3 separate regions of the Homo sapiens genome follow, and all the other regions are linked to region 3. A link is a contact called in ENCODE Hi-C or POLR2A ChIA-PET data. All regions are on one chromosome and are shown on one strand. The core of a region is the stretch at or near the end of the contact, and the rest is flanking DNA. Distances in the headings are between cores, read along the strand shown.

Region 1 (2,893 bases), core at 340-2,839, 97 kb before region 3:
CACTGCACTCCAACCTGGGAGACAGAGTGAGACCCTGTCTCAAACAAACAAAGAAACAGAGAGGCAGTACCATGTATTAAATTTTTTTTCTGTAAAACATGTATTGCAATGATTTATTTTTAATAAAAACAGTATAACATGATGTTTTGATATACATAGTGAAAAAAAGTACTACAGTCAAGCTAATTAACATCTCTCTCTCCTCACATAGTTTTTTTCTTTTTCCTTTTTTTTTTGAGACAGCGTCTCATTCCATCGCCCAGGCTGGAGTGCAGTGGTGTGATCTCGGCTCACTGCAACCTTCACCTACCAGGTTCTAGCAGTTCTCATGCCTCAGCCTCCCGAGTAGGTAGGACTACAGGCACCTGCCACCACGCGCAGCTAATTCTTTTGTGTATTTCGTAGAGACAGGGTTTCGCCATGTTGCCCAGGCTGGTCTTGAACTCCTGACCTCAAGCAATCCTCCCTCCTTGGCCTCCCAAAGTGCTACAATTACAGGCACGAGCCACTGCGTACCAGTCCTCATATTTTAAAAGACATTTTCAAACTGTGTACCACAGAAATCCTTTAGGGCCTTTCTATTCAAAGTGTGGTCTTTAAACCAAACGGACGAGCACTATACAGGAGCTTGTCAGAAATGCACAATCTTCAAAACTATTCTAGACCTACTATATCAGAGCTAGCATTTTAACAAGATCCCCAGATTATATATGTGGACAGTAAGGTATGACAAGCACTACTTTGGGGGTTCCCCAAATGCTTATAATAGAGGGAACACCTCAGTAATTGGCAGTCAGCACCTGATTAGTGTTGACTACCTGCAGAACATGGTCTGAATGCAGGAAGAGTCAGCTTTGACACTGCTTCTCTTCTTCTAAGTGAGGTTTCCAAAACCATTTTAAGACTGCGTATTGCCTCTCCATGCTATTTTAAGACGTTCCTAACTAGTTTGAAAGAAGAGTTCCTGCTGCTTTTTAAATAACAGATAACAATGAGTAGAATAGACCAAAAATTGGGAAATTAAGGTTTCTAGCTCTGACTCTGCTACTGATGAGTTATGTGACCCAAGAATGCATCCTAAAATGTATTATCTTGACTACAAGATGCCTAAAAATCTTTCAGCTAGAAAATTCATACTAAATTGCACATTCAGTGCTAGACAAGTTTTAGGGATATGTGAGGGAGAAGGAACATTCAGTGCATGAGATAAACCTACTATGATAAAGGTACAGCAGAAACAGGATTCCAAAAATGCTATGATTTGTTGCTGGGGATTAAAATTTGGGGAATTTTAACATCAATGCTGTACACCCTTATAACATTTTGATCTCAATTTTTCAATGGAGTCATCTGATAACCCGTACAACTCCTTAAATTTCCTTGATACTTAGAATTGTTCCTCTTCCTAGATCTTGAACTCTAAAATCCCTCTAACTACAACTTCCTATTTATTCTACCTGCCTCCTACAGTATCTTTTATTCAGTCTCATCACAACCTTCAACTCCTTCCAGAATCTTTACAGTTCATCAGCTCACTTCACGCCTCACTTGGGCTTCATCATAGGCTACTTTCCCTAGTAGTTTCAATTCCTTCACCCTTGCCCAACTGCTTCCCCTCCCAGAAATTCTTCCACCACAACTAACCCCTCATCTACTTTTTACACTACTATTCTCTCAGACCAACAAGTAATGCTGGAGAATGTTCCAGTTGAGAAGTCAGGTGTATTTTAGTGGAGTAAATAAACTAAGTAAAGTAGCATATTAAAGGGCAGGCTGCTCTACAAACAATTCTAATAAATTTTCCACTGGGCCCAGTAAAGAAAAGGTCAGAGGTTTTCACTACCAATTATTAAAGACAAAAACTCTTTTCTCCCCTCTTATTAAAAAGAAGAAATCGGCCGGCTGCAGTGGCTCACGCCTGTAATCCCAGCACTTAAGGAGGCCAAGGTGGACAGATCACTTGAGGTCAGGAGTTTGAGACTAGCCTGGCTTATATGGCGAAACCCCATCTCTACTAAAAATACAAAAATTAGCTGGGTATGGTGGCATGCGCCTATAGTCCCAGCTACTCGGGAGGCTGAGCTGGGAGGATCGCTTGAACCCAAGAGGCTGAGGTTGTGGTAAGCGGAGATTGTGCTACTGCACTCCAGCCTGGGCAACAGAGCAAGACTCTGTCTCAAAAAAAAAAAACCCAAAAACAAACAAACCAAAAAATCACAGCTCAAGACTCCTGGGAGCTAGGGAATTATAAATGACGGATGACTTTGACAACCTAGTAGTAAAACCATGGGTTTAATGAGATTAGTGTGCTGGTATTAAAATTAATGGGAATAAAGAAATTAATAATTTGGTAGGACAAAAAGCTCTAAGTCCTATACAATCATACAGACCTAGGCAAAAGATAGAAAAAAATTAAAATTGTGCTTCAGTCTATGTATTTGTATTTATAGAGTATTCAAATACCTAAAACTGGATTATGTCAAAGAGACCAAGCCAACATTGGCTACAGCTGACATTATTCAACAACTTTAATTGGGTTATCTATATTGTTTAGAAATCAATCAGTTTCTACATCTCTAATCCACTCCTGGACCCATCCCCAGTGCCCCTTGCAAACCTTTTCCATCTCCTCAAATTGCTAATACCAATCTGTAGCTATCCCTGACTCTTCCTCTTCCCTAAAAATAATGATTATCTGCTATCCCTCAACTTTCTCCCATACCTTAAAATTTCTCTGTGCCACTAACCATCTCCATCTGTTTCCCATGTCTGAAAAAGTCTCTCTCCCCTTCTTCAAGGATGATTTGCCTATCATGTCCTGGATGGCAGACTATATCCTCTAGGACTGCCCAACATCTTTTAATGCTTTCTTGCATCTTCATTATATTCCTTT
Region 2 (3,269 bases), core at 428-2,927, 68 kb after region 3:
CCAAGTCTCCCCAGGAGACTAACCCTCTACCTTTTTTTCTCTCAAGCTAGCTAGAGTTCTTTCTGTTGTTTGCACCTAAAATACTCTGACTGATTTACTTCTCACTTTGTAAACGTGGAAATGGTAGCATCAAAAGTGACTTGTTCAGGCTGGGTGTGGTGGCTCATAGCCTGTAATCCCAGAACTTTGGGAGGCTGAGGTGGGCAGATAGTTTGAGGTCAGGATTTTGAGACCAGCCTGGCCAACATGGTGAAACCCTGTCTCTACTAAAAATACAAAAATTAGCTGGTGTGTTGGCGCATGCCTGTAATCCCAGCTACTCGGGAGGCTGAGGCAGGAGAATCACTTGAACCTGGGAGGCAGAGGCTGTGGTGAACCCATATTGCGCCACTACACTACAGCCTGGGTGACAGAGCAAGACTCCGTCTCAAAAAAAAAAAAAAAAAAGGCTTGTTCAACGCCACACTATGAGAACTTTGGGCACAAGTTTAAGGCTATGCCCTTCAGGAAGAAATGATCCTGAATCAATCAGTGGCCACAAAGGTAGGGCAAATCTTCCTAGGTCAAGTTCACCCTATGTGTGTGAGACAGAAATAGAATGAATAATGGTGTTGGAGACGGCGGTCCCAGATTCTCACAACAATCAAACCATAACTCTGAGTCACAAATGTGAGTTTCAGTTCTGGTCATTAGACCAGCAGAGTTTTGAGAGGCCCAGGACCATGCTCTTAGCACTTTAGGCTTGAGGAGGAATTCTGAAAAGGAGAAGGAGGTGGGGCGTGGTGGCTCATACCTGTAATCCCAGCACTTTGGGAGGCTGAGGCGGGTGGTTCACTTGAAGCCAGGAGTTTGAGACCAGCCTGGCCATCATGGCGAAACCCTGTCTCTACTAAAAATACAAAAATTAGCTACTTGGGAGGCTGAGGTTGGGGGATAGCTTGAGCCTGGGAGTTGGAGGCTCCAGTGAGGCAAGATTGCACCACTGCACTCCCACCTGAGTGACAGAGTGAGACTCTTTCTCAAAACAAACAAACAAACAAACAAAAGCAAGAACTGGCTGGGCCCAGTGGCTCATGTCTGTAATCTCAGCACTTTGGGAGGTTGAGGCAGGAGGATTGCTTGAGGCCAGGAGTTTGAGACCAGCTTGAGCAACATAGCAAGACCCCATCTCTAAAGAAAAACCAAAACTGATAGTCTGAGGGAATAGACCACATATGCTAACAACGGTTCTAACCTCTAACAAGAGACAATGGCCATGGGTCACTGGCCCATAAGCTCTGTAAGGAGAGGATCCATATTGGACTTCTTCACCACTATGTCCACAGCACCTGGCACACACTAGGTGCTCAATACACATTTGCTGAATGAATGAATGAATGGGTTGGTCTTCCATGTGGTTGTCTGGACCCAGCAGCCAAGTGGCTTTGTTACTAATCGACTGAGTCTTTAGCTTTGCATCCTGGCCTCACCCCTGGGGGCCAAATGGTGCCTGCTTGGTGAACAGTGTCTGGAAAACACGAGGAGTGACTGCGGTATCTTCCCAATATGACATTTACTCAGCAGCAACTGTGGTACAAGGAACAAAAGGTTCTTGCCCTGTAGGACTGCAACCTAAATAACAGAAAACAAAACAAGCATCTGGCAGCTTTCCTGTGTGGGGGTGTGTGTGTTTGTTTCTTGTGTTAAGGAACAGAGAGGGAACAGGACACTACCTTGGATTTATAACAAGAACAGGAATGATTATTTCCTTTTTTTTTTTTTTAACCAGAGTTTCACTCTGTGGCCAAGCCTGGAGTGCAGTGGTGTGATCATAGCTCACTGCAGCCTCCAACTCCAGGGCTCAAGTGATTCTCCTGACTTAGCTGCCTGAGTAGCTGGGACTACCGGTGCATGCCACCACACCCGGCTAATTTTTAAAACTTTTTGTACAGACCGGTGGGGTGGCGGGGAGTCTCTCACTATGTAGCCCAGGCTGGTCTTGAACTTCTGGCCTCAAGTGATCGTCCAGCCTCGGATTTCTTTCTTTTTTCTTGTTTTTTTTTTTTTTTTTTTTTTTTTTTTTTTTTAAGACAGAGTTTCTCGCTCTTGTTGCCCAGGCTGGAGTGCAACGGCGTGATCTCAGCTCACTGCAACCTCCGCCTCCCGGGTTCAAGCGATTCTCCTGCCTCAGCCTCCCAAGTAGCTGAGATTTACCGCATGCGCCACCACACCCAAATAATTTTATATTTTTTGTAGAGACGGGGTTTCTCCATATTGGTCAGGATGGTCTCGATCTCCAGACCTCAGGAGATCCGCCCGCCTCGGCCTCCCAAAGTGCTGGGATTACAGGCGTGAGCCACCGCGCTTGGCCTCTTTCTTTCTTTCCGTTTTTTTTTTCCCCTGGGGAGAGGGGAGCACCTAGGAGGAAATGTGTGAGACTGAAAGGCTGTTCCTTTCTTCCTGGCTGGTCTGAATTTCCTGGTTTTGGAGGCAGCCTCGGGTGTTCCCAGGTTTAAAGGCAGGGGATAGCCTCGTTCCTAACCCCCAGGTCGGCAGCAGCGGTGACTGGGAGTGCAGCTGTGAGGCTGGGACGCCCGGGTTTCCTGAGCCCCGGGAGAGCAGCGCGGGACTCCGTGGCGAAGGGACCGAGAACTTTCGGGACCTTTACAGAAACAGCCGCACACCTTCGAGCAGCCTATATATATTGTATTTCGATTTTAGCCCAAGCCAGGTCTCCCTGAAGTCCCATCTCCTGGAACCTCCGCCCGCCTGCAGCCCTGGGAAGCCGCCCTGTTAGGGATCACCCGCCCGAGAAGCGCCCCGCGTCCCCGAAGCCCTGCCTGCTCGCGGCCGGGAGTGGGGGCGCTCAGCAGTTGAGGCTGAGCACGCGGCAGGAGCAGGCGCTGCGGAAGAAGCGGCACTGGCAGGAGGCGCACGGGTCGCAGCAGGCGGGTGCCGGCGGCTTGCAGCTGTTGCGGGTGGCCACGCAGGGCGCAGATAGGGGGGTCCGGGGCCGCACCACTTTCTTCATCGAAGCCTCCTTCTGCGTGGGAAACGCCGGGGCTTTATGAGCCGGCCACGCCCACCCCTCCGGTCCTCACCTCTGCCTGGGAGCTCCTCGGGCTAGGGAGATCCCGGACCAGAGGTTTCCCCGCTGGCTTGCCCACCGCCCACCGCCCGCTCCCCCAGTCAGATTCCCTCACCTCCATCCCCATCCAGACTTACCTGGCTCTTGCCTGGCCCTGGTCGTCTTCTCCCTAGTTTGTGTTTTTTTTGTTTGTTTGTTTTTT
Region 3 (3,339 bases), core at 16-2,515:
TAATTTATCTTAAGCTGGCCTTGGTCATAAGAAGGAGGCATTCAGTCAGGCACATATGCTAGTTACTGCTGAACCCCTGATGAAAGAGATAAAATCTGGTTAAAGTTCCCTGATTAAGCCAGGTGCTGTGGCTCACGCCTGTAATCCCAGCACTTTGGGAGGCCAAGGCGGGCGGATCACCTGAAGTCGGGAGTTCGAGACTAGTCTGACCAACATGGAGAAACCCCATCTCTACTAAAAATACAAAATTAGCCGGGCATGGTGGCACATGCCTGTAATCCCAGCTACTCCGGAGGCTGAGGCAGGAGAATTGCTTGAACCTGGGAGGCGGAGGCTGCGGTGAGCTAAGATCCCACCATTGCACTCCAGCCTGGGCAACAAGAGCAAAACTCTGTCTCAAAAAAAAAAAAAAAAAAAGTTCCCTGATTAAAAAACAAAGCTGCCAGGAGTGGTGGCTCATGCCTGTAATCCCAGCACTTTGGGAGGTCAAGGCGGGTGGATCACCTGAGATCAGAAGTTCGAGACCAGCCTGGCCAACGTGGCAAAACCCCGTCTCTACAAAAAATACAAAAATTAGCAGGATGCGGTGGCGCAAGCCTGTATTCCCAGCTACTCAGTATGCTGAGGCACGAGAATCGCTTGAACCTGGGAGGTGGAGGTTACAGTGAGCTGTGATCGTGCCACTGCACTACATACAGCCTGGGTGATAGAGGGAGACTTTGTCTCAAAAAAAAAAACCAAAACAAACAAACAAACAAAAAAAACAGAGGCCTGGCCTGGTGGTTCATGCCTGTAATCTCAGCAGTTTGGGAGGCTGAGGTGGGTGGATCACTTGAGGTCAGGAGTTCAAGACCAGCTTGGCCAAAATGGTAAAACCCTGTCTCTACTAAAAATACAAAAATTAGCCAGGCATGGTGGCGGGCGCCTGTAATCCCAGCTACTCAGGAGGCTGAGGCAGAAGAATTGCTTGAACCCGGGAGGTGGCGGTTGCAGTGAGCCAAGATCACACCACTGCACTTCAGCCTGTGCAACAGAGCGAGTCTCCATCTTGAAAACAAAAACAAAAACCACCAAAGTTGGTGTCAAGCCCAGCACAGGGCAGAGCCTGCATGTGAGAGCTAAGTGGCTTCCGCTGTGGGGAGAAGCTTCCTGGGGCAGGGCAGGGCGTTGAGCAGCACCTGAGAGTCCGGAGGCATTGACAATTTATTATTTCCATCCAATAAAGCATTCATACCTTGCTGTCTTGCTTCATTTTCTTCCCCCAACAACCCGGAAGCAAATATTCGCTATTTCTGCTTGGCAGACGAGGAGATGAGGCTCAAGGGGTTGAGTAACTTGACAAAGGACAAATCGGTAGCAGAGCTAAAATTTTTGTTTAGGTCTTTTTTTTTGAGATAGGGTCTCACTCTGTTACCCATGCTAGGGAACAGCGGCGCCATCACAGCTCACTGCAATCTCCACCTCCCGGGGTCACGTGATCCTCTAACCTCAGCCTCCTGAGTAACTGGGACTACAGGCTAGTGTATCACAGGACCAGCTAATTTTTGGTAGAGACGGGGTTTCCCCATGTTGGCCAGGCTGGTCTTGAACTCCTGACCTCAAGTGATCTGCCTGCCTCATCCTCCCCAAAGCACTGGGATTACAGGTGTGAGCCACTGTGCCCAACCCAGCAGAGCTAAAATTTAAACCTGCTTCTCAGAGATAAATTAAGGAGCAAAGGAAGCCTTTGTTGGATAGCTTCCAGAGGTTGGGAATGTCCCTGGAAAGTGCTGAGATGGAGTCAATTCTGTTGACTGGGGACTCCTAGTAGATAAGCAAGAAATTAGTTGATAAGTTCTAGTGGTGGGGATGATGAAGACTGAGCACCCGAAGGGGAATGCTTGCAGAGTGATAAATAGTCCCTACACTGCCTTCTAGGGAGATCAAGTTTCCCCATGGGGCTTCTGTCTTAGGAGGTTCTATGAAAATGTAGTCAGAGCTGAATTGCCAGGAAAATGAAGAGACTGGGGGTTGCTACTTCATCTTTCCTTTTGGCCCTTCCTCATATAGCTCTCAACCTCTCCTCTTGATTAGTGGAGACCATATAATAATACAGCAATATTGGTTCCTATCTGCTGTGCATTTGCTATGAGCCAGACTCTTCTTATTTTTATTTATTGGTTTATTTATTTTTTGAGACAGGGTCTTGTTCTGTGGCCTAGGCTGGAGTGCAGTGGTACAATCACAGCTCACTGTAGCCTCAACTTCCCAGGCTCAAGCGATCCTCCCACCTCAGCCTCCCGAGTAGCTGGGACTATAGGCGCACATCACCATGCCCAGCTAATTTTTGTATTTTTTGTAGAGACGGGGTTTCACTGTGTTGCCCAGGCTGGTCTCAAACTCCTGGGCTGAAGCGATCCACCTACCTTGGGCTACCAAAGTGTTGGGATTACAGGCGTGAGCCACTGCACCCAGCTTAGCCAGATTCTTTTCATGTATCATATGGAATCCTCATGATTATATAAAGCAAGTCCTCCCATCATCCTCATTTTAAGGAAAAGGAGGCAAAGTGTGATTGTATTCATTGTCTGTGGCTGTGTCAGGAATTACCCCAAAACTACAAAGCTTAAAACAGCAATAAACATTTATTACCTCAGGTATTTTCTATAGGCAAGGAATTCAGGAGCTGATTAGTTGAGTGATTCTCACCAGAAACATCTCATAAGTTTCAAGATGTTGACCAGGGCTGCAGTCATCTGGAAGCTGGACTGGGGTTGGAGGATACAGTTTCAAGCGGGCCCGTGCACACGGCTGGCAAAGCAGTTGGCTGTTGGCAAGCAGTCTCAGTTACTTCTTGCTGTGTGTGTCCCTGCATTGGGCTGTGCTTATAACATAGCATATAACATTGAGTGTGCTTATAACATAGCAGCTAAGTTCCCTTAGGGCAAGTGATCCAAGAGAGCAAGATGGAAGCTGCAGTCTCTTTGTTTTTTTGTTTGGTTTTGTTTTTGAGACGGAGTCTCGCTCTGTTGCCCAGGCTGGAGTGCAATGGTGCGATCTTGGCTCACTACAATCTCTGCCTCCCAAGTTCAAGCAATTCTCCTGCCTCAGCCTCCTGAGTAGCTGGGGTTACAGGCACGTGCCACCACCCCCGGTTAATTTTTGTATTTTTAATAGAGACGGGGTTTCACCATGTTGGTCAGGGTGGTCTCGAACTCCTGACCTCGTGATCTGCCTGCCTTGGCCTCCCAAAGTGCTGGGATTGCAGGCATGAGCCACTGCGCCTGGCTGTTTTTATTTTTTGAGACAGGTTCTTGCTCTATTGCCCAGGCTGGAATGCAGTGGTGTCATCTCAGCTCA

Evidence for each region. A loop is a pair of places that touch in the nucleus more often than their neighbours do. ChIA-PET counts read pairs that join two places held with the same protein, here RNA polymerase II (POLR2A). Pooled maps may share reads with other maps.
Region 1: a loop to region 3 is called in a pooled map, with 2.0 times the contacts of the local background. The contact joins two enhancer-like sites. A Hi-C loop is called at or near these places in 1 of 50 pooled maps. POLR2A ChIA-PET finds 5 or more read pairs at or near these places in 2 of 52 experiments (CD4-positive, alpha-beta T cell and K562).
Region 2: a pooled map shows a loop between it and region 3 (2.3-fold over the local background). The contact joins two enhancer-like sites. A Hi-C loop is called at or near these places in 2 of 50 pooled maps. POLR2A ChIA-PET finds 5 or more read pairs at or near these places in 2 of 52 experiments (activated CD4-positive, alpha-beta T cell and common myeloid progenitor, CD34-positive).

What each region holds. Positions count from the first base shown.
Region 1 is chr20:34,434,472-34,437,364 of GRCh38, reverse strand. All of the region lies in intron 7 of ITCH (itchy E3 ubiquitin protein ligase), which reads right to left. Among named protein-coding and RNA genes, the nearest start is that of MIR644A, 30 kb to the left of the region's middle. Within about 2 kb of position 1,589, at least 2 of the 41 ENCODE cell types and tissues checked have a DNase peak (open chromatin) inside an H3K27ac peak, as active enhancers do.
Region 2 is chr20:34,268,744-34,272,012 of GRCh38, reverse strand. It overlaps ASIP (agouti signaling protein), which reads right to left. Exons shown (of 4, transcript NM_001672.3): 4 at 2,669-3,022. The coding sequence ends at 2,846. It also overlaps a transcript of AHCY not described here. Among named protein-coding and RNA genes, the nearest start is that of ASIP, 29 kb to the right of the region's middle. Within about 2 kb of position 1,677, at least 10 of the 41 ENCODE cell types and tissues checked have a DNase peak (open chromatin) inside an H3K27ac peak, as active enhancers do.
Region 3 is chr20:34,336,322-34,339,660 of GRCh38, reverse strand. No RefSeq gene overlaps it. Among named protein-coding and RNA genes, the nearest start is that of ITCH, 25 kb to the left of the region's middle. RefSeq lists enhancers at 1,192-1,241, 1,292-1,401. Within about 2 kb of position 1,265, at least 6 of the 41 ENCODE cell types and tissues checked have a DNase peak (open chromatin) inside an H3K27ac peak, as active enhancers do.